Linked DNA regions of Mus musculus: region 2 is linked to region 1. The links are chromatin loops, found by intact Hi-C in ENCODE. Cell type or tissue: left cerebral cortex. All regions are shown on one strand. Each heading gives the region's core, and the rest is flanking DNA. Links, peaks and the distances in the headings are about the cores only.

Evidence for each region. Peaks named below come from ENCODE experiments on the same cell type or tissue, not always from the same donor. Only the 100,000 strongest peaks of a DNase experiment are listed, where the experiment ranks them.
Region 2: it touches region 1 in a loop (3-fold over the local background); 6 of 42 quality-filtered maps call a loop at or near these places.

The regions. Positions count from the first base shown.
Region 1 is chr13:59,866,784-59,869,694 of GRCm38, reverse strand. No RefSeq gene overlaps it. Among named protein-coding and RNA genes, the nearest start is that of Tut7, 45 kb to the right of the region's middle. In left cerebral cortex, for the core only: a CTCF peak has its summit at 1,256 (motif pointing left); no DNase peak of the experiment used is centred there.
Region 2 is chr13:60,742,875-60,745,785 of GRCm38, reverse strand. The region is part of intron 19 of Dapk1 (death associated protein kinase 1); the gene reads right to left. Among named protein-coding and RNA genes, the nearest start is that of BC051665, 42 kb to the left of the region's middle. In left cerebral cortex, for the core only: a CTCF peak has its summit at 1,425 (motif pointing right); DNase peaks (open chromatin) are centred at 1,434 and 2,215; H3K27ac peaks cover 528 bases.

The DNA of each region.
Region 1 (2,911 bases), core at 150-2,649:
CTCTGGTCTCCATGGCCATCGTAGGCATGTGGTGCACGTGTATACACTCAGACCCACACACATACACACAAAACAAACAAATGCATCTTATAAAAACAAAATGTTTGCTCCCAATTGTACTGTTTTTAGGAAAATATGTTCAAATGAATCATTTTGGCTCGCATGAACTTCTGGGAAGCCTATAGTTGTGCATAGCCATAAGACAAGGTGCCTAAACAATAGCTCAAACTGCTTCAGATAATGTGGGAATGCAGATGCCTCAGAGCACCTAAAAGGGACCTGTGTGATTACCTCGCCCAGGTCTTCCCAGAGGCACATAGAAAGAACCCAAGAATCCAGAACATTCCATCTGTGGAGGCAAAACCACAGAGATATATGCTTGGGCTTTATTTTCATTTTAATGGTAATTTTCCCCCAGTGTGTCTTCAGAAATAAAAACCACCCTCTCTAAAGGAGTGTTATAAAAATGAAGAAAGGTACCATTGCCAGCGTCTTCTTGTACATAGAAACTATCTATAGGTCAGCACCCTTAACAACGCATGTTCATGATATCTGTCCACAAATGTATTTAAAAGCCAGGCATGGTGGCACATGGCTGCAATCCTAGCACTTGGGAGGCTGCAGCAAGAGGATGATCCTAGTCTGTATATAAGTACAAGCCCAGGCTGAACTACACACATACATCGTGGCTGGGTGTCATGAGACCCTGTCTCAAAAACAAACACATTCACAGGCATGAAAAATTGGTCTGGTTTGGGGATGTTTTGTTTGTTTGTTTACTTGCTTGCTTGCTTGGTTTGGTTGGTTGGTTTTTGCTTATTTGTTTCATTCTGTTACTGTTTCTTTTTTGAGTCAGAGCCTTACTCTATAGCACTGGCTAGGACGGAACTCACTAGGTAGACCAGGCTAGCTTTGAACTCATGGAGATCCACTTGCCCTGCTTCTGCAGTGTTGGGATTAAAGGTGTGTGCCATCGTGACTGAGTTATGAAAGGAAAAAAAAAATCTTACAAAGCAGTATGATAGCAAAATTAGACATCAGCATTGTATACAAGCATCGGGGTGCTATGCAAATTGACAGTGCATACTAAATCCTCTTGTCAAAAACAATATGTGCATGATACGCTAGAGAGGAGGCTCAGCTAATAAGAACACCTGCTACTCTTTAAGAGACTCTGAGTTCAGTTTCCAGGACCCAAATCTCGTGGTTGGCTCACAAACACCTGTAACTCCAGTGACAGTGGAAATATAGCGCCCTCTTCTGGCCTACACAGGCACCTGCACACATGTGGCACACATTCCTAAAAACTGATACAAAAAAAAACAAAACTTTTTTCATTTAAGTTAAACGTCACTCTGTTACAAATTGTATTTATTTAGAAACAAAACAAAATTGTGTCCCTTTTTTTTTTCACTCCTGGCAGGAGATGCCTTCCGCAACACTTCCCTTACCACCTCTGCAGCCATAGGGACCAGAAGGAAGACTGCCAAGAGCCCTGCCTTCTAAGATTCACAAGGATGTTTCCCCGGAAAAATCAAGATAACCCTGAGACACGATGGCAGACTCTGTTCTCACAGCTAATTGGGGAACCTGGGTGATGCGAGGGTTTGAATCTCATGGATTTAACTCCCTTCCCTTCACAGATAACTTTGAGAGAGCAGACCCAGGGTTCAGGAATGCAATCACATCTGTCTGCCCACCCCAGGCAGGAAGACCTGTTCTCCCACATCCAGTTTGAAAAGAAGTTTGAAATTTAGTTCCAGGTCCGTCTTGGGGACACCATGGAGTGGCAGGATTAAGTTAGATTACTGAAAAAGCGGAGCTGAGTCTCTGTTTAAAAAATAAAAAAATCATTCTCTCCTATCTCACTAAAAACAGAAAGAAAGAAGGAGAAAACCCTGTGCTGATTTTGCAGCAGGAAGCCAGCCCACAGGACAAATTAGTCAGGATGAAATGCGGTTTGGCGTTTCTGAAAATTCAATTCTTGGGTTTTGAAAAAAAAAAAAATCTAGGAAAACAAGACATTATTGTTAAAGTGGAATAAGTTCGTGTAAGGCAGGAGCCCACTTTTAAGGAAAGCTGGTTTACAAACAGGAAAGAGTATTTCAAAACAGAAAGGTTGTCTCTAGAAGGCTGTCATTTGAAACAACTACACGGAGATCACTCAGACAGGGCGAGAGGTAGACCCAACAGCGAGGGCCGGGAAGCTGCATCAAGCCCTGTATGTGTGTGGCTTCTGCTTCCTTTTTATCAGAAGTCAGGAGAAAGAGGCACGTGTTCCTCAGAGTGGAAAGTAGGCAGTGTCCTACATGAACAGCGCTAAGGTCTCAGAGAAAACTTGGGAAGTAAGAGAGAACCCGGAATGGGGGGGACCGTGGTTGGGACCAGAAGAGGCATAACAACCACAGAGCCAAGGTCAGAAACCTCTAGGTCAGAGGGGATGGAGAACAACCAGAGTCTCTGCTCACTTGGTGAAAGAGGCCAAGGCCAAAGCAGCTGTGAAACACGGAACACAGGGCTTTGGGGATTTTTCCAGCAGAGAAGAAAAGGATTCTGAGCCCTTGAAGGCTCTGAGGTTCTAGCAAGAATAACACGAGTTTCAGGGTTGTGTGTGTAAGTATCATATATACTGTGTGGGAAGGTTGTGTGTGTGTGTGTGTGTGGGGGGGTATCTGCTCCTGGTGGGATACATATGAGTGTTCACATGCATGTATACATGTATGTAGAAGCCAGAGGTCAACTTCAGGCATTGTTTGATCTAGAGACCTTACCTTGCTTTTTGTTTGTTTACATGTGCATGGGTATACATGCCATGTCATACATGCAGAAGCCAAACGTTAACTTGTGAGAGTTCTCTCCACCATGCGGGATTGGGGATCAAACTGAGGTGGTCGGGCTGAGTAACAAGTGC
Region 2 (2,911 bases), core at 157-2,656, 880 kb before region 1:
CTTCATGTCCCAGCATGTTCACCGAGACACGTTCCCCTTCCACGTCTGTCACCTTTGCATCGGTGATTCTACTGAGAAGTGGTTGCATGCTGTTCTTGGGTAAGGAACTCACTTCAGATCAGCAGGATGCCATACAGAAGGCATGCGGTGGCTGACTCTCGATGGCTACAAGAGCTGCCTGATCCTCCCCTTTTAGATAAGGAAACTGAGACCCAAGAACATGGATCAGAGCGGAATCGACTACTGCATCCTCTACCCATCCTGGAGTGCGAAAGGAAGATAAACAGAGGGGCGAAATAGATAAAGAAAGACATGCAGACAGAAGCGGAATCTCAGGCTGTGTGCTGGAGGCTCAAACAGGATCACACAGCCATCCGTAGCCCGTCTCACTGGGAAGACATGGCCCTACTGGGTCCCTGTCTTAAACACAGTGTAGCCGTGGGGGCTTCTTGACTTTATTAAGATTTATAAACCATCACTAGGAAAGTGTGCAAAATGAGAAAAAAGGCCCCTCCTCCTTACATCTCCATGGCGTTGTGGCATGCCGATTTTGTACCTCATTGTGGTTTCATTTCAGAGACAAATGCATCCACTTCTGGGAGCAATGGAGCATGGTCACCTGCATCCCAAGAGCTACCGTTGGTCTAAAACTTTTGCTTAGAACTGCTGTTCTTGGCTGATGAGTCTTAGTTGGAGGAGGCTGTGGTCATCTCTGAATCTCATGCCAACAAGCTACTCCTCGACTAACAATTGTCAAGGCATCCTGTCTTATCAAAGAAAGCAGCATTTTGCTAAATTTACACCTTGGCTTTTATGAGGCCCTAGACTCTGGGCTACCACACAAGCAAACACGTGTTCTCACTTCTCAAGTGGGGACCCAGGGACATCAGAACCCTATGTCTCCTGCCTCCTACCTGTGCCCAGGTCCCTTTCATATTTCATTTTCTGTCCGCCAAGAGATGGCAACCCTGGCTGGGTTCTTAACCTTCCTAATGCTATGATCTTTTGCTATAGTTCCTCATATTGTGGTGCACCCCCACACTAAAAATTATTTTTGTTGCTACTTTATAACTAATTTTTATGTTGTTATAAATCATGCTGAGAGTATCAGTGTTTTCCAATGGCCTTAGGGGACCCCTGTGAAAGGGTCATTTGAAACACCAAAGAGGTCGAAACCCACGGGTTGAGAACCACTGCTTTAGCCCATAAGCCAGGAGAGCCATTTTGTCATTGAGGTGGGCAGAATACACTAGAGTCTTGAAAAGCAGGAAAAGGGAAAGCAGCCTCAGTTGTCCGCATGCCTGTGGGAATCTAACCTCGTCGTCCTCTTCGAATCTAAATTTAGAAGAGTTTGATACAACCTTCCCTTGACAGAAGTTGCTGATAGCCCTCCACCGGTGGTCAACGCATTCTCAGTTTTGGCCACCAGGTGGCATGGTAGGGACAGCTGAGGAGCACAGAGCGGGACTCCCTGAAAAGCAGTTTTCACCAACCCTGTTTTCCTCCCCTAAGGAATGGCACCACACTAGCTATAGCAGGCGGGTGCTATGTGTGTTAATTGGTTTGGAAGGAAGCACACTAATACACAGTCCACCAAAGTGAGGCCGGAGCAGGAGCTCTGAGATTAGACCTGGCCACAAATCCACCCTGGCCAAGCCCTCCGTGATGGGGCTGGAAGGAGCTGGTAGGAGCTTGTCCACCCAGCACCCAGGAGGAGCATCAAGTTGGGGCCACTGTGCTACTGCAAGTTTTCTCAAGCCCTACAATGAGCTCCAGTGTGTGTCCCTTGGGTCTGTGAATGTGACTGGGCTGCACACAAGGCCCAATGGATTAAAGGTTTGGTTGAGTGCTTGCAGTAGGCTGGATATGTAAGACAGCACACCTCCCAACACTAGGAGTGCGCAGGTTTATGAACGTGGACCTTCCGGGTGGTTGTGAAGGTGGGTCTGTAACACAGGTTACACTCACCACCAATCAGCTCCCATCACTTACTTAAGTGCTTGCTCAAGAAGTTATCCTACCCAAGACTCAGAGAGCAACTAGCCTGCACGGTCCCAGCCAAGCCCAGCACCACACTGGCTATAAGCGCTTCCACTAGCAGGTCTCCCCGTCTCTCCTCTAGATCCTGACACCCACAGTCCGAACCTGGCGGGCCTCTGGGTTTACAGCTTTCTTTCTTCAGCACGTTTCCCTTGGCAAATTAGCTTTCACGTTCCCCAAAGGAAAGATGACTAAACCCACAGGCTGGAAAGGAAGCAACTGGCAATCTGGAGAAGCCAGATAAGGGCCCTGAGAAGAGGCAGCAGCGACTTCCAGCACATGGCACATGGCGGAAGCTGTTAGGCCCAAATGCACGGAGTGAGAATACTAATTATGCAAATGTCCTTCACTCCCTGTGAATTTTAATTATGGGCAACACCCAACACTGTCCATTTTCCAAAACATTCCTGAGCACCTCCTCAGTGTCTTATGCTTGGGTTTAAGAGAAAGGACGGGGCTACTTTTATTATCGGTTTAAGGAAAAAAATCCTACTGATGAGACCAATGAAGTAAACCAAGTCCCCAAAGCCCTGATAATCATGGAACTCGCAGGAACAGAGGCAAAGAAAATAAACTTCAAGACCACGGATACCGCATGCAGCCCACTCCCTATGACCTTGCATTTCCTTGCATTGAGGTGAAGAGACTGGACCTGGCTAGGCACCACAGTCCAGGTCCGTGCAGTGGAGGACTGAAGGGGCTCTTTCCTGGTAGGTAATCTATCTGTCTGCACGAGATAGAAGAGAAGGCACAGCTTCCTCCTGTTAGTTCCTCTGGAGAGGAGCAGCCAGAGGGTAGATGCGGGGCTTCCAGAGCCCACCAAACACCAAGTTCCAGAGACAGAGGAGACTCACATGAGGGGTCTATGGGA